Linked DNA regions of Homo sapiens: region 2 is linked to region 1. The links are chromatin loops, found by intact Hi-C in ENCODE. Cell type or tissue: endothelial cell of umbilical vein. All regions are shown on one strand. Each heading gives the region's core, and the rest is flanking DNA. Links, peaks and the distances in the headings are about the cores only.

Region 1 (8,947 bases), core at 525-8,524:
AGTGCCCGAAAGGTGCACACACAGGGTAGGAGACAGGAGTGGTAGAGAACCCAAGGCCACTCCTCAAAAAGCTTCCAAAAATACAAGCAAGTGAAATCAGCATGTGCTTTAAAATGGAAATCAGATTCCATTCAGCGTCTGGATAGCTACCTGTTGTTTCAGGTACCAAACAGACTCTGAGTGTGAAATCTACAGACAAGAAATGTACTGGGAAGTGCTATAGGGAAGTGGGGGAGCAGGACAGGCCAGAGGGACAAGCCAAACTGTGATGTAGTCACAACGGAGGCCTCCACCTGTCCCAAGGGGAGCTCTGGAACTGGGATGGCCCAGCAGAGGTGTCCCAGTTTGAGGCAGGGAGCTAAGCATTCTGTATCCCCACATGGGATGGCCATCGGATCCAGGATGCCCAGGGGGTGAGTGTTGATGACCTTGGCCAAGGCTTCCTCTTTCCACCAAAGGCACCATGGAGCTGCCCAGAGAGAGGCTCAGCTGATAGGGGCAGCAGCCAACACTCTAAGCAGCTGACAGAATGTGTGCCTGGATCTGAGGAGGGACTAGGGTGACACGCAAGAGCATCCACTAATGGCTATGATCATTTACTCATTAGAACGAATGCATGCAATGTTTACATCACACTAACAACAAGCCAGGCACTCTTAATTGAATGACAAACATCCGTTCCTATAATCCTCACGACAACCTCACAAGGTAAGTTACTGAGGCTCCCATTTTACAGAAAAGGAGACTGAGGTCGAGGGAGGTTATGTAGCTTGCCCAAGGCCACACAGCTAGGAAGGGGTGGAATGAAGATTCAAACCCAGGAAGTTCAACTCCAGAGCCTACACTCTAATGAGAAGGCTGTACTCCTGCCAGGTCTTGCCCCGTTACCTCCCATAACATGGAGCTGGCCAGCTCCCAGCTCTCCCTAGAGGCTGGGATGCAGTCAGCAGTCTAGAGCCTCAGGTTGCCCTGCGCTGCCAATATTTGTATTTGACAATTATCTATCATCCAAGCAGTTGGGAACAAGTCCCAAAACTGATTCTTACCAAAGGCAATTAACTAAAAGCCGCATGAGCGTACGTCGGGTTGCACTGTGGTGTGGGGGGAACGAGTGTGACTGAGACAATGAGCAGATGATGTGGAAGATATTTTCTCCCCAGCACTACAAAACAAGCCCTCAATCATGCCACAAAAGGCTCGTGTTGTCGGAAGGGAAATATGTCAACGACAGCGTTCGATCTTGGAGCGGTTCAAAAAGAAGAAGAAAAGAAATCTTTGAAATTGTAATTTGACCTAGAAAGGTTTTTCTAGGTCATCTGAACTTGGCACTTATGCCTCTAACCCCAAACCTAACACAGACAAAGTGCCAGGTTCACTTCCTTCTGTCAGTACCAGATAACACAGGAAATGGTATTTGTAAACACTGCTGATATATTTTTAAGCGCTGTCTCAACGTCGGCCTTTGGACTGGGAGCTGCGAGAACACTGGTGCAGCACAGCTCTGGAAGCAGGCAGATCTAGGTTCAAGTCCAGGCTCTGCACTAAGCTGCTGCATGGCAGTGGGCAGGGATCTTACCCCTCTCGTCCTCAGATTCCTCCCCTGGAGAACAGGAATGGAACAGGCAGGGTTTTGCATGCTACCTAGCAGTATGCAGAGAAAGGCCAGCTCCCCGCTTTCACCCCAGTTGCCTTCCCAGGCAGAGAGCCACCCCTCTGTTCTTGACTATTGAACCCTTCTGACCCAGATCTGGGCTGTCTCCTGGAGACCCAGGAGGGCAGTGGGGGGCTCTGTCCTAAGAGGCCTTTTCTCTCCCAGAAAACAGAAAACTGCACTCCAAGGCATGGCATGTGCCAATGAGTTATTCTAATTCATCTTCACTGTGGACCCACTAAGATAAATAATGAGGCCTCAGGGCTGGGAGGGCTTTAATCCTCTGGCTTCTGCAAATCCCACTGGGGAAACCAAGGCCAGGGCTGATGGATGGCCCACCGTTATTGGCAAGAGCATGTCCAGGGTTACAACCACCAAATTGTTGAGTCCTGTAAGCCTGCACCTCCAGAAGAAGCCAGATTTAGCCCAGTTACTGTCAAAAGCCCAAGGGCACGGTGAACATTCCTGTCTTCCCCAAGCCCTGACCTCAGCACCTACAATGTACCTGGCCATATGCCAGGTGCAGAGGGGCACTAGGGACCTAGAACCAATTCCCAGGGAAGCTCAGGTCCATAGGGAAAATGGGTATCTGCATAATGGCACCTGGAGGGGGGTGATAAAGCACTAAGGTGGAGATAGGCCAGGTGAGAGCAGTTGGTACATACCTGTGAGGTAGTGGGTCCAGAGTGAGCAAAGGCTGGGCAGCCAGGTTGGGGGAAAACCGGTATGTGTGCTGGGGAAGGGGAAGAAGGGGTGTCTAGAAGTCACTGAGGTAGGCTACAGTACAGAATGTGAGAGAGAAAATCAACATCCACTAAAGAAAACAGGTGCGTGTTTAAAGCAATATTCTTAAAGAAAGAGTAATGGAAGGATGCCCAATCTGGCCAGAGAGTGAAACATTCCGTGAAGCCACAATTAAAGCAGTGTGGCAGTAACAGAAAACAAGAATTCTAAAATCAATGAAACAGAAGGAAAAGTACAATGTTGGACCCAACTAGGTATGGAAACGTATCAAGATTAAGGAGGGCATTTCAGAGGGAAGACCACGTAAAGACACAAGGGGAAGCTGTCCACCTGCAAGCCTAGGAGAGAGGCTGATATGATTTAGCTCTATGTCCCCACCCAAGTCTCATGTCGAATTGTAATGCCCAATTTTGGAGGAGGGACATGGTGAGGTAATTGGATCTTGGGGGCGGATATCCCCCTTGCTGTTCTCGTGATAGTGAGTTCTCATGAGATCTGGTTGTTTGAAAGTGTGTAACGCTTCCCCACTTGCTCTGTCTCTCCTGCTGGCCATGTGAAGTGTACCTGCCACCCTTTCACCTTCTGCCACGGTTGTAAGTTTTCTGAGACCTCCCCAGAAGCAGAAGCTTGTACAGCTCACAGAATCGTGAGCCAAATAAACCTCTTCATAAATTACCCAGTCTCAGGTATGTCTTTATAGAAGTGTAAGAACAAACTAATACAGAGGCCTCAGATGGAATCAACCCTGCCAACACCTTGATCTCATACTTCTGACCTCTAGCCCTGTGAGAAAATAAATATTTGTTTAAGCCAAAAAAAAAAAAAAAAAAAAGAGGGCATTTACTTTATGCCAGGTAACATGTGATGTGCTTTGCACATGATCTTCTGCTCAATCTTGACAACGGTCCTAGGAGGAAGATATCATCCAGTTTTACAGAGGAAAAAACAAGCCCAATTTAAGCAACGTGCTCATAGCTCACACAGAAAGTGGCAAAGCCAAAATCTTAATTCTGCTAAAGCTCACGCTTATAACAGCTACTATATTTTGTCTCCCCTTTTGCAAACAAAGAGACAAGGGCTAATTATATAATAAACAGAATGGGGACAAGAGGGTTATCCTGTCCCTATTTAGGAACAGTGAACTAGATACCCACTGCAAGACACCAACCAAAATGCATGCACTCCGAATGGATTAAAGAGTTAAACATAAAAAGTCATGTTACAGGGAAACAATCAGAAAACAGAACAGAATGTTTATCAGATCTGTGGAGCAGGATAACTTCTTCAGCCCTCGAAGCAATCACAGAGGAAGAGAGATTGACAGATTCAAATATATATGCATTAATATCTTCTGTGGAAGAAAACATAATAAAACCAAAATGAAAAGGACATCAGACTAAGAAAATATCAGCACCAACTATAAGACAGTTAATATATACAAGGTAGAAATGGCTCAGTCACATTAAACAGAAAGCAAGATGCCAACAGACAAAAAGACATGGGATTCAAACAAAAGTCACACAAGAGGCGATATCTTAAGAAACAAATATGGAAGGGAAAAAAGGGACACCTGATTCAATGGCAAGTGGGGAAATGCACATAAAATAAACTTACTGCAATGCAACTGGGATATTTCACACCACTGCGGACATGGGAAACGGGTTCCAGCCTAATGGAAGACAATATGGTGGCCACTCTTAGGCAGACACAGCTAGCCAGAGGCAGGGGACGAGCACTCAAGGGCTTAAAACAGTCTTGCTTAAAACAGCCTTTTACTCTGAGTGCTGGGGATGGTAAAGTGATATACAGAAAACAGTCTTTTTTTTTTTTTTTTTTTTTTAAAGATAGAACCTTACTCTCACCCAGGCTGGAGTGCAGTGGCATGATCTCAGCTCACTGCAACCTCGGCCTCCTGGGTTCAAGCGATTCTCCTGCCTCAGCCTCCTGAGTAGCTGGAATTACAGGCATGCGCCACCATGCCCAACTAATTTTTGTATCTTTAGTAGAGATGGGGTTTCATCATGTTGGCCAGGCTGGTCTCGAACTCCTGACCTCAGGTGATCCACCCACCTCAGCCTCCCAAAGTGCTAGGACTGATTACAGGCCTGAGCCACTGCACCTGGTGGACACACAGTCTTTGTCCCGGAGCTCATGGTCTAGGGAAGGGGACAGGACCAGGAATCAGAATATGGGTGGGTGATAAGTAGATGGGAAGCCAGGTTCGTGGGGCCTAGACAAGGGCCTTGTAAAAAGACTTCACGGAAGAGGTGGCTTCTAAGCAGATCTACCCGCAGCATGCACACAACTAGCCAGGCGAGGGCAGAGGCCAGTGGGAACAGCATTTGCCAAAGCCTGGGAGCTGGAGGGAAGGGCCCATTCATGGAATAGTAAGGCGGTGCAAGATAAGACAGAAAGGCAAGCAGGGCCTTATCACAAGGGAGCTTCAAGGGCCACACTGGGGAGATGAGACTGAAACCCGGAATGTGGGCTGCACTTCAGAAACTGGCCTCTGGCTTCTGGGTGGAGAATGGGTTGTAGATGCTAACTAAGATGGGGAAACGGGAGTCTGAGCAGGGCTTGGGCAGGGAAGAAACACTGGCTAACACAATAATAAGTAAAACAGCGTGGCAGTGATTCAAAACTAGAAATTTATACTGATGGCTAGAATGAGAAGCAGGTTTGGAGCCAGAATAAAACCATGACAGCCCCAGCATGTTATGCAGAATACGGCCTTGAGAGTCTCAGAGATGAGTGAAAAGTGCCAAGGGCAAGGGATCACCCAGGAGTCAGAAAGGGGGTGACTCATGCAATTTGCAAACCCTAATTTCCTCTCCTTGGTCACACACTTCCTTCTGATTTCTTTCTTCTGATGATTCATTAAAAAAAAATTCTCCTTTTAAATTCACATCAGAAATGTCTGAGTACCTCGGCTCACCCTGCCCTAAGCTTTAACCCCTGCCCCTGAACCAGCAAAACCCAACATAACCCCAGGTGGCTAAGAAGACACTGGCTGCCAAGAAACCAGAAGCCAGCCAAGGGGAAACAACGGGTTTCAGGCTCTGCGATGGCTGCCAGAGGCCCCCATGGGCCCTCCTGTGACCCAGGAGGGTTTTCAGCAGCTACTCACATGCACAGATCCACAGCTCTCAGCCAGAACTCGTGCAGTTTCAGAATTTGTTTGAATTTCAGAAAAGTAATGAAGTGCAAATTCTGCAAATTATGCCATAGCTTCAGTGGAGCCTCAGGCAACACCTGCAATGGAACACATTCATATTTCTGCAGTGGAACATATGAATATTCACACAAGTGGGGTGAGTAAAGATTACAAAGAGCCTCGCGTCAGCTCAGGTCAGATTTTGGGGGCCAAATGAGTTTGCAGCATATTGACAAAACAACTTCTCGTCGCAGGGCTTTTTGGATTGTAGATAAGGCAGTTTCAAGCGAATCAAGCACCAGGAGTCACGTGCTAGAAGGCTGTCCCTCTGTATGCCCATTTTACATAGGAAGAAACTGAGGCTTGGAAAGTTAAAGGGAATTGTGCAAGGTCTCATAGCTATTAAGTGGCTGAGCTGGGATCCAAACCCAGGTCTGACGTCTCTCCCCACACCCTCGTGGATCCTCCCAGAGGCTGAAATGGCAGGCAGAGCATTTAATGTGACAGAGAATGTAGACAGCACAGGGAGTGGGTCAAGGCCAGGTGCAATAGGAATGGGGCTGCCCAGGTGCCCAGAGAAATCACTGGCACTCCTCCTCAGCTGGCCCCTGCCTGGTGTCTGTCCTCCAAGGCAGGTCCAGGAGCCTCCAGCCACCCTCAAAGGTCCAGAGCTCCCTCTGCACACAGGACCCATCCTTCATCTTTCCGCAGAGGTTTGTTCGCTGAGTGCCCCCTTCATACCAGCTCCTGGGGGCTGGGACACAACGAGAAGCAAGGTAGACACAGTCCCAGCCCCTGCAGGCCTCAGAGTCCACTGCAGGAGGCAGGCAACAAACAAGCAAACACACAAAGGTGGTCACACGTTGCATTGTGCTAAGTGCTGTGCAGCAAACACAGGAAGTGTGGAGACAGGGTCTCTCTGTAGAGGCAGCAATTAAACTGAGGGAGCCCAGAAGAGAGAGAAGGAGGCTGTCAGGCAACAAGTAGTGGGTGGGAGCATTTAAGGCAGAGGGAGCAGCAATGCAAAGTCCCTGAGGTCCACAAGTAGAAGCTCTCGCATGCAGGGGGAATAACAGGCAGGACACAGTAGGCAGAGGGGCGAGGCAAGGACGTGATTTGGGGTCCTAGGGCCACCATAAGGCACTTGGATTTCATCCCAGATGGGAAGCCCTTGGAGAGTTCTTGCAGGGGAGTAACATGCTTTAATTTATAGTTTAAAAGATGACTCAGCTAGCCACGTGGAGGATGGATTCCATGAGGTTCCATTCTTTGAGTCTCAGCTTTCTCCTCTATAAAATGGATGCATGAGAAATCCTGTGAAAAGCATAGCTCAGGAGTGTCTGGCATAGAGTTGACTTCCAGAAGATGGGAGGACAAAGACAGTCTTCTAACCTAGTCGCAAACCAGGAGAACCCAGTCATCAGTCATCCATAGTCGCCCCCCTGCTCAAAATCCTACTAGGCTCCTCTCTGTCCTCAAAACAAAGATCCACCTCTTTCTCTTGGTCCTAAGGTCCTGCTTGACCTGGTCCCTGCTGATTTCTCCAGCCCCATCCTTCACCCTCCCACCATCTTCCACAGGGCCTCTACTCTCCCGCCAACTGAGCCACTCCTGGGGCATGCCAGGGCCCTTTCCCCAGAGACAAGTCCTTTACACTGACCTTGCCACCAGCCTGCCCTGCATTCCTACAGACGTGGACACACACCAACCCGGATCAGCCCAAGCAATGAGAGGCTCAAAGAGTGGCTGAGAGTGTGGGCATACATGTTGGAGCATGCGGGTTGGGAGTGGAAGGACTATGTTAAGAGACACCTCTGCCTGTGCATGAACGTGATGACAGACAGGTACAAGGGGCGCCACAACAGACAGGAGGAAGGGGTCAGTTCTGTCTGAGCAGACAGAGGCGGCTTCTATGCACTGGGTCTCAAATGATTTTCTGACTGAAGGTGATATATTAGTTTCCTAGGGCTGTTGTCACAAATCACCATAAACAGGTGACTTAAAACAACATATTCTCTTACAGTTCTGGAAAGCCCGAAGTCTAAAATCAGCCTCACTGGGCTAAAACCAAGGTGTCATCAGGGCTGGCTGGTCTGTAGGCTCTAGGAGAAAATCCATTTCCTTGCCTTTCCCTGTGTCTAGTGGCTGCTTGTGTTCCTTAGCTTGTGGTCCCTTCCTCCATCTTCATAGCCGTCACCCCAGTCTCTGCTTCCATCCTCACATCACCTTCTCCTGATTCTGCAACCCCTCCTCACTTATAAGGACCACTGTGATCCTATAGGGCCCACCCAGACAACCCATGATACTCTCCCCATCCCAAGACCCTTAATCACATCTGCAGAGCCCCTTTTGCCATTTAAAGTAACATACACAGGTTTCAAAGATTAGGACCTAGCTATACTTAGGGGTCATTATTCAGCCACCCACAGTGAGTCCCGTAAGTACCGACTAACTGTGTCTCAGTCTGCCTATATGTCTGGAGAGGGCAGAGAGGGAAGTACCTGCTGTGGTAGACTTTACTACTGCTCTCCAATATCTGGCTCTCCTCTCCTTCCTGGCACATAGGACACTACACCTCAGGCTCCCCTTACCATTTATTGGAGCTATGCGTCTAGTTTAGACCAATGGGTTATGAGCAGAAACAACGTGGGTCTCCTCTGGGTAGAAGTATAAAAAAGCAAACTTGAGATCTGCAGGCTTTCTCTAGAGGACCAGCAAGGTTCCAGATGGTCGAGACTTGACCAACCTACAGCCCTGAGTGATCTGTGGAGCAGAGCCCAACCCCTACTTCTCTGCTGATTGTCATGGAACACATAGTAAGAGCAAAAATAAGCCTTCCTTATGATAAGCAACTGAGATTCAGGGGGTTGTTACGGCAGCATAACCCTAACATGCTCAGTTAAGTTTAGGCCAGGGGCAGTGGCTCACACCTGTAATTCCAGAGCTTTGGGGGGCCAGGGCGAGAAGATAGCTGAGACTAGGAGTTTGACACCAGCCTGAGCAACATAGCAAGGCCCCGTCTCTTAGAAAAAAAAATTACTTTTCTGCTGGGCGCAGTGGCTCACGCCTGTAATTCCAGCACTTTGGGAGGCCAAGGCGGGCAGATCACGAGGTCAGGAGATCGAGACCATCCTGGCTAACATGGTGAAACCCCATCTCTACTAAAAATTTTAAAAAAAAAATCAGCCGGGTGTGGTGGCACATGCCTGTAGTTCCAGCTACTCGGGAGGGCGAGACAGGAGAATCACTTGAACCCAGGAGGTGGAGGTTGCAGTGAGCCAAGATCGCACCACTGCACTCCAGCTTGGGCGACAGAGCGAGACTCGGCCTCAAAAAAACAAACAAACAAACAAACAAAAAATTATTTTTAATTAGCCAGGCATGGTGGTATGTACCTG
Region 2 (8,947 bases), core at 456-8,455, 62 kb before region 1:
CCTTCCCTTCTGTCCCTTCCTTCCTCTATCTTTCCCTCCTACCTCACTTCCTTCCTTCTTTCTTCCCTTTCCTCCCTCCTTCCCATCCTTTTTCCCTCTGGTTTCAGACCTATATCATGGTCTGAAGCTTCCCCCCTCCTCTGGCCTTCTCTTCCTCCCCCCACCTCCCTTTCCCTCTCTCTCTCCTCTTACATATCTAATCCCGTCTGGTGCCTGTTTCTTGGTAGACTCCAACTAATGTACAACTAGAATCTGTCTCTGGGAGAAAAATTGTACCTGTTTGATAGAAACACACTGAGGACCTGCTTGGGGTGGAGGGTGGATCCCAAGGACACCCCACTCAGGGGTCACTAAGCTAATTTCTAACGAAGGCAGGTCCTGCCCATGGAGGAGCTTTGGTTTCATGGGCACAGAGGTAAGTATAGGGGAGATGCCAGGGCTGAGGGGCTCACAGTGTGACAGACAGAACCGAGAGAAGAACCAGGCATGGAACATGCCACAGGGCAGGGATACACTCACAGGCTCACAGTGACTGTGGCCACAATAAGGCATGGAACTGCAAAAATGAGTAAACTGTTTGTGCCAGGTACCCCTGTGAGACCATGTGGGTATCCACTGTCAGTTCACCAATGCTTGGGAAGGTGGACTTCCTGGGGGAACCAGAAAGGATACAGAGCCCTCTATGTGGTTGGCAGGGAAGAAAAAGAGACAGCTCACACGTAAAGTGCTTAGAGACAAATAATAGCATTGCCATGGCTCCCATGCTGAGTACTTTATAATCATGACAGCATCTGATTTTCAAAGCAACCCACAAGGTAAGAATGAATAATACATCTATTTTACACACACAAAAAAAAACACTAAAGTTCAGAGGGCCTGGGTAACTTCCTCAACACGCATGTAGCTGGAGAAACTCAAAATCCAGTTCTCTCCAAGTCCAAGGCCAGTGACATTAATTCTGGCAATGTGCTGACCCCCCTCTCAGCAGGGCCATGGGCACAGAGAAGACAAGGAGAGTCCCGGTTAAGGGGCTGTTCCCGAAGGACAGTTTTGTCTCCAGCGTCATCGGCCGGCCATTGCTCACTTGTGCTGTGGACGCATGTGTGGGTGACGGGCCTTCCGCCACGTGCTAAGGGCAAAGTGAGCCTGCTCCCTACCACATCTGGAATTCATTTTGCAGTGGGTTATGGGAAGGTACAGTTCTGGTTTAGTGTGATCAAAGTCAGTTAGGCTGGGTGTGGTGGCTCACACCTATAATCCCAACACTTTGGGAGGCCAAAGTGGGAGGATCACTTGAGGCCAGGAGTACAAGACAAGCCTGGGCAACACAGGGAAACCCCATCTCTTAAAAAAAAAAAAAAATCAAAAATTAGCCAGACATGGTGGTGTGTGTCTGTGATCCCAGCTACTCAGGAGGCTGAGGCAGGAGGATTGCTTGAATCAGGAAGGTAGAGGCTGCAGGGAGCCATGATTGCACCGCTGCACTCCAGCCTGGGCAACAGAGCAAGACTCTTTCTCAAAAAAAAGTCGACCTAGTGGAAGCATGCAGGGCACAGCCAATGTACTGGCTAGAGTTAATCTGCTTCTCAGAGGAGGGATACAGAAGCAGAAGGTAAGAAGGTGTCAAGTTCACAAGGCAGACAAAAAGGGAGTGGTTGGGGGTCTTGTGTGCACAGGGACAGGGGCCTCAGGTCTGGGGCTCCCAAAGGAGAAGAGGAGTCCTGTGGGATGGGGTAGCGACCATCTCAGGCTGATCCTTCAGTCTTAGAATCTCGGCTTACGGCCCCATAATTTGCTGTTACCCTGTGCTTCTGACGAAGGTCCAGTTCTCCCGGGCCAGTTGCTACCAGTGCTGCAAATGTCTGAGTCTGTCTACCTGCTCACACTCTGTCCTCCTATGATCTCAAAGAATGGGCTTTGCTGATCCATCCCTTCCCCGGCATATGCACACCCCTCTCCCCCATAAGCAGTGGGAGGAATTTTGCGTTCTGGTCACAAGACGTCCCTGATACCTCCCCTGTCCTAGGCCCCCTTTCTTTTCCCTGTTGCATTTTGTTCCTGGTTCTTCTTAGGCCCTTGGTGCACAATTGCCCATGAAGCACCCCAGGATGAGGCGTCGTGCGATTCAGGAAAACCTAGAGTCTTTCTGATCACAGGCTGGGACTGTCATCATGCCAGAGGGTCCGCTTCAAGGCCTGTCCCAATGGGAGGTGCACAGGGTAGGAAAGAACCAGGAACCACAGGCAGAGGTGTCGGTCCTCGAGTTCCTCTGGGGGGAAAAAGTCTGCAACCATCCTCAGTGTGATGAAATCCTCAAGGCAAACAGAAACACAAGTGCATCCTATGTGTCCTAAAACAACTGAGAATTCAGGGCTCAACTGAGGATGACCACAGCCTAGTGTTCTGGGCTGGCATTAGAAGCCCCTGGAGGCGTGGTTAGGCATGGGCTGCTGGGCCCAGCCGAGTCTCCCAGTCACCAGGTCTAGGGAGGGGCCTGAGAATCTGCATCTCTAACAGGTCCCCAGGCAATGCTGCTGCTGCTGGCCTTAGGATCACGTTTCCAGAAGCAGCTCAGCAGTAGTCTGTCTTGCTGGATCCCCTGCTGGGAGTGTGGCTGCCAAAGGCACACACCTGCCCCTTTCTCGAGAACTGCCCTTGGCCAAGAGGGGCCATCTTTTTATTTTTATTTTTATTTTTAATTTTACTTTAAGTTCCGGGTTATATGTGCAGAACGTGCAGGTTTGTTACATAGGTATACATGTGCCATGGTGGTTTGCTGCACCTATCAACCTGTCATCTAGGTTTTGAGCCCCGCATGCATTAGGTATTTGTCCTAATGCTCTCCCTCCCTTGGGGGGCCGTCTTACGTAGGAAGTTATGCAGGAGCTCCACCTACTTCTGGCCTGTGACCCATGACTGATTCACAGTTCACACTGGGGAACAAATGCCAGCAACTCCGTGGCCTAATCCACGCTGCAGTGCTGCCTGTGGGACCAGGCAGACCTCCCTCTAGCGCGGCTCCAGATAGCATCTCTAATGTCTCATTTACTCTTCACAACAACCCTGGGAGGAAACTGTGGCACAGAGAGGTTAAACAGCTTGGCTGAGGTCGCACAGCTGGTTACATGTGCAGCTGATGCTGCCTGACCTTGGAGCCCTACCTCCTAATCCCGGGGCTCTCCTGAGCCGGCTGTGATCCACACCCTCCAGAGACTTGAATCTCTTGAGGAGCTCATTCATGAAATGCTTTAGAAGCCCCCTCTCCCTTGATCCTTTCCACAACTCCCTGGGGTGATTTAGGTTTTGTCCATTCAACAGGTGAAGAAAGTGAGGCCGGAAGGAAAGTGACTTGTCTCCCACAATCTCTTAGTGGTGGCAGAGACAGGAAGTTAAACCCAGGCTTCCTGACTCGCGGTCTTGTTATCAGTTTCCGGGATGACAGGAAGAACTAACCATGCTTAGTTAGTTAGTTAGAGATTCCTCAGGGCTCCAGCATCCCAGTCCCACAGCTCTGCCCAACACACACACCCTATGACAGGTTCTGACTACTCACCTGATATTCCTTCCCTTTTTCCTTGCTACCAGGAGTTTGGAGACAGAGCCATTAAACCAACACTTTTGCCCTCCTAACCCTGTCTCAGCTGAGAGCTTTGACCAACACCCACACTCGATAGGGAGACAGGGGCAAGGGTCCCACCTTTGCCCACCATCCCAGCTCAGAGGCCTGGGCCAAGGATAGGGTGAGGGATGTTTTTGTGTTGAGGACATAAAGCACTTGGGGTCAAAAGAATCAGGGTCCCATCCTGTCTTCACCACTTCCTAGCTGTGTGTCTTTGGACAAGCCACCTTCCCTTTAGGTCTTGGGAACACATCTGTAAATGAGCAGAATTCTATCTCCCTTAAAGTCAACAGGAGGGTTAGAAGATATGAAGCAGACTGCTGTGTAAGACAGAAGATGCTATAGGGTCCCCATGTAACTTAGTCTCCAAAAATGATGTTTGAGGTGTTTACAGAGGCATTTATTTTTCATTCATTCATTCATTCATTCATTTTTCAGTCAGTCAGTCAGTCAGTCAGTCAGTCAACAAACCTTTTTCAGACACCTGCTACATGCCACACATGAAGCAAAGCATCAGAAATATTCATTGGCACGTTTGATTCCCACACTCTGTGGAGTAGACAGCATCAGCTCCATCTTACTTGAGGCTCTGAGAGAGACAGTAATTCACCCAAGGTCACCCACTGGGGTAGAACAGGCACCCAGGACCCCAGACTCCCAGTTAAGTGCTACTGCTTGGGCAAGCAGCTGCCACCACCATAGCCCGGGCCCCAGCCCAACACAGCTGCTGAGCTTAAATCTCTGATGGGGCGCGCTTGTCCTGGAAACGCTCCCAGCCTCCAGTCTTCCATAGTCCCCCGACACTCTCTCCTGGAGCTTTAATATTTAGATGAGCTGTATTTGTCTTGCTGCCTTTTATAAAGGCTCCGAGTTCTAAATGGACAAAGCCACAAGATGAGAGAAAGAGAGCTCATGAGACTGACTTTTTATTATCCAGGCAGAGCAGGGGGAAAATGACTCCAATAAATCTCAAGTTTTATGTGCTCCAGACATTCTGCGGAGCCAAAGATGGCTTCTCAGCAATGCCGACGGTACATTAAAAGCTCATTTTCCCAAACATGGTCCTGAATATGCACTCGGAGGAAAGAGCCATTACACCCAGTAATATCGAGGCTGCAGCTGACGAATGTCGCTGCGATTTTCCCTTAATTCTCCCTCATGACTCAGGAGCAGCTCTCAGAGTTCATACCCTGTTAGGCTTGGCATGCTGCCTGGAGTGGAAGTTAAACACCTGGCCCTTGCACTCAGCCTCGAGTGCTCTGATTAGGAGCCCAGCAGGGGATGGAAAGGGTGGGTACCAGAGGGCAGCTGAGCAACCATAAAACATCACAAATTGTTTTATGAATTTCAGCGGAAGGGGTGGTGATCAGGTCTGAACAGGGAGGTCCATGCACATATGAAATTTCTTCCTCTCAGGCTTTCCCACTGTCCTCTGGCCCCCAAGGCTACCCCCTCCAGGAAGCCTTCGGTGCCGGGACAGTCCCCTGAGCTCAGCACTTCTTCCATTTCTTGTTCCAAGCTGCAAGTGCCTCACACTTCATGTTGAGATTATTTATGAATATGAATAGCTCAACTCAGAGCTGGGCAGATAAAGTGGGTCTCCATCTTGTCCCGCTCACTGCCTTGCTCATTCACTCATTCATTTTGGAAGGCTACATGGGCTAGATATGGAGAGCCCAGGCTGGGGAGTCGGGCTGCCTGGGTTCAATTCCTGGCACCATCATTTTGATAACTGTGTAGCCAAGTCATTTACCCCTCTGTGCCTCTGTTTTCTCATCTGTAAAATGGCAACAATAACAGTACCTCCTTCTCAGGGTCAAGGATTAAGTGAGATTATAAATAGAAAGGGTTTAAGTAGGTGCCAGTTCCATAGTAACTGCTAAATAAATGTTACATGACAGTTATAAATAATTCACCCATTCCTTTAGGAAAAGTTCACTGAGAGGATACAAGGTCAAATAAGGTGTGGTTCTTGACCTCCAAAGGCCAAGGTGAAGCATCTGGCCCCATGGGCATGAGCAGTGCTGCAAGGGGCTGGCCATCGTGATGTTCTTGGGGATGCTCCACATGTCACTGAGCTGCCCACGTCAGCTCTCGCCTGGCACAGAGGTGGTGAAGCCGAAATAACAGCCCCAGGGAAAGCCGGGTTGACACCAAGCTGAAATCACGGCCACTGTTCCCTGCCCGCCACTCCTAGACGGTGAGCACCCCAGAGCATCTTTCAATCGTCCACAGCTTAGGTCCCTACTCAGCGGACAACAAAGATTCACCCCATACTCATACTCAGCCAGGCGGGTGCAGGAAGAACTGGGCTTAGAGTCAGAGGCCCAGGTTCAAGTCCCAGCTCTATCCTTTTTCTGGCTATGTGACCCTGGACAAGTAATTCCCTTCTCCCATTCATTCAGTAATTAATAAACAGACATTGAAGGTCACCTGCTAACCAGGCCCTTTGCTAGATTCTGGGGCCAGAGAAAGACACAAGGCCCAGGCCCAGCCTTCAGGCCATCCCAGGCTGGTGGCCCCTGGTAAATGCACAACCACATATTGCCATGAATTCAGACTGATCCCACCTTAATTTACATTTCTGATATGTTGTTCATCATGGTTTTCTGTGTTAATCTTGCCTTTTCAAAATATTTCGTTAAAACACTATTTTTATCTTGATGACTTTTTGGACACACCTTTAAATTTTATGGTTGAGGCACGCATCTCACATGCCTCACCCTCGTTCCAGCCCAGAGCATCCAGGCAGCCTCTGTGAGAAGATAACTTCTGAACTGGGTCCTCATACAGGAATAGGAGTTCACTGGGTGGACAAGGTGGAACAGCCTTCTCAGCAGAGCGAACAGCAGGCGGAGGCTCTCAACCAGGGGTGATTTTGCTCCCAGGGGATGTTTGGCAAGGTCTAGAGACATTTTTCGTTTTTATTTTGACTAGGGTAGTGCTACTAGAGGCCAGGAATAGTGAGTAGAGGCCAGGAATGCTGCTAGACATCCTACAAGGCACAGGACACCCCCAATAACAGAGAATCATCCCACCCAAAATGTCAGTGGTGCCGAGGTTGGGAACCCCTGCGCTAAAGAACACAGGTGGGAAACACCATGGTTTAAGATGCTACTTCAGGCCAGGCATAGTGGCTCACGTCTGTAATCCTGGCACTTTGGGAGGCTGAGGCAGGCAGATTGCATGAGCTCAGGAGTTCGAGACCAGCTTGGGCAACATGGTGAAATCCTGTCTCTACTAAAAATAAAAAAGATGCTACCTCAGCCTGATCCCTTGGCCTCTCTAAGCCTCAGTTTCTGCATCTGAAAAATAGGCACCCTAATGGTTCCTACCTTAAAGGGTGCTGGGAGAAGGGAACGGCACCAAGGCTCTGCAGAGCAGGTGCTCAGTGAATATCTGTGCCCCATCCTCTCCCAGTGTGAACGCATCCCAAACTGCAGAGCAAACGGTTCTCAAAAGAGACAGTGTCCCTGGTTCCAAAGAAAACTGGGACATGGAAAAGAACATGTTTTGTTCCTTTCCGACCTTTCTTGTAGGGAAAACCATGAATCTTATCTCGTCAACAAACGTGATCCTGTTCACAGAAAACCAGCCTGCGTGTTAGCTTATCACTGGCCTGAGTTTTAACAGGGAGTGAATTTTTATGACCGAGTTGTAAACCTTTGCAAAAACCATTTTTAAACTAAAGAACGCCGACAGATTCTTAACTACTGTAGCTGCTAAATTAAGCATGAGGGATGGGATGGGGGGTTTACGAAAGAAAAGTAAAAGTGCCCTAAAAGAGTTAGTGGAGGTAAAATAATGTTCATTAAAAACAGAAAAACAAACACATACAAAAAAATCTTTTGTGTTCAACTTCACACTCGTACATCATAATGTTCCAGTAAAAGGCCATTTCCCCCTGAGATAATAAAAGAATTGAATTTTTCCTTATCGGTCATCTATTTTTCTAGCCGAAGCTATTACTCCCGCTCTGGGGTTGCTAGGCAACAAGAAATATTAATAGCAGCTTTTATTAGCTTAGCTTTTGCAGCCGAGTACCAGAATGAGAAAATGGGAAACATAAATGTGTTACATAAATCTTTCAACCTTTCAGAGCCGGTGTTAGTCTCTGTTTCCATAATGATTTATTGAAGTGATGGTTCATTTATGAGAAAAAGGAGTTCAGGGTAAGAAAACGGAGCGGTCCCCTGCAGGAGTGTTTGAAAATAAATAATTATAGCAGGAGAGCAAAAGCTGTTTAAAGCCATTTTTCTGAGTTTTATAAAATGTAAAAAGACATATTTCTTTTGCTTAATGCCTCTGAAAAACAGGGGCCAGGAGTTTCATCTGGACTCTGGTAAATACAAAGGAAGCCCAGGGCCTCTAGTTACCACTGTTTAGGACCCTCAGAGACCCATTTGGGAGATCAGTGCTCCCCCTACTTCCATCCCCAGAGGGACGTTAGACAAAAGCATGGCACCTTGGAAAAGCCCAACTCGGAGGTGCCCCTGGTAACCCCCTGCTTCGACTAAGATGGATCCTTCCCTTGGTCACGATGCCAAGAAGCATTGCGTCTTGGGCCCCCGCTTTCTTGGCAAGCAGTGGAACTGTCACTCCGCTGTTGCTTTTAAGCTCTGAGCCCTGACCGAGGTCCTAAGTGTAACTAATATGCCTTCCCCTGCCTGTCCCCCAGCTGGGGCCCTCCCACTATCCCTGGCCACCTCAGCCCCCGACAAAGTTGGTAAGCAGCAGGTCAGCCCGGACAAACTTAGAGACGAGGCTGAAGCCACCCCAACCCCGTCAATAAAGTGGTTAAAGTAATAAACAGAGCAGCTTACATTTACCAATTGCCTATGCGTGACACTTCACCTGCATCGGATCGCTGACTCTTTATAAACTCCTATGAGGCAGGTAACAATATCTCCATTTACAGATGAAGAAACTGAGGCTCAGGGAGGATCAACCCCTTGATCTGGGTCACAGGGTTGGGGGTAACAAGGAGGGGAGCTGGGGTTTGAACTTAGGTCAGCCTGACCACATAGCCTATACACCTGACTACTAGATGATACTGTATGCCAAGAAACCAAAAATGCACAGAGAAAACCCAAAATGTCATCATGGTAGGTTACAAAGTTAGCTACACATTCTTGCCTCTCTGCGTGCACACCCTCATATGATGCGACTCTACCATTTCTCTCTTCAAGAGGTAGGATCTATTTCTCCACCCCTTACTCTGGGATTTGCCACATGACAGGCTTTGGCCAATGGGCTAGGGCAAATAGGATGCGTGCAGAGGTTTGAAAAGTACTGCACATTGGGGTGTACCCTCTCTTGCACCCTGTG

What was found. A loop is a pair of places that touch in the nucleus more often than their neighbours do. Peaks named below come from ENCODE experiments on the same cell type or tissue, not always from the same donor. Only the 100,000 strongest peaks of a DNase experiment are listed, where the experiment ranks them.
Region 2: it touches region 1 in a loop (5-fold over the local background); 9 of 110 quality-filtered maps call a loop at or near these places.

The regions. Positions count from the first base shown.
Region 1 is chr20:43,951,848-43,960,794 of GRCh38, reverse strand. All of the region lies in intron 1 of TOX2 (TOX high mobility group box family member 2), which reads right to left. Among named protein-coding and RNA genes, the nearest start is that of TOX2, 41 kb to the right of the region's middle. RefSeq lists a silencer at 1,232-1,526 and enhancers at 1,232-1,526, 4,189-4,823, 5,296-5,345, 4,957-6,156. In endothelial cell of umbilical vein, for the core only: no CTCF peak of the experiment used is centred there; DNase peaks (open chromatin) are centred at 1,124 and 5,214; H3K27ac peaks cover 2,727 bases.
Region 2 is chr20:44,014,218-44,023,164 of GRCh38, reverse strand. All of the region lies in intron 3 of TOX2 (TOX high mobility group box family member 2), which reads right to left. Among named protein-coding and RNA genes, the nearest start is that of TOX2, 100 kb to the right of the region's middle. In endothelial cell of umbilical vein, for the core only: no CTCF peak of the experiment used is centred there; DNase peaks (open chromatin) are centred at 4,734, 7,244 and 7,614.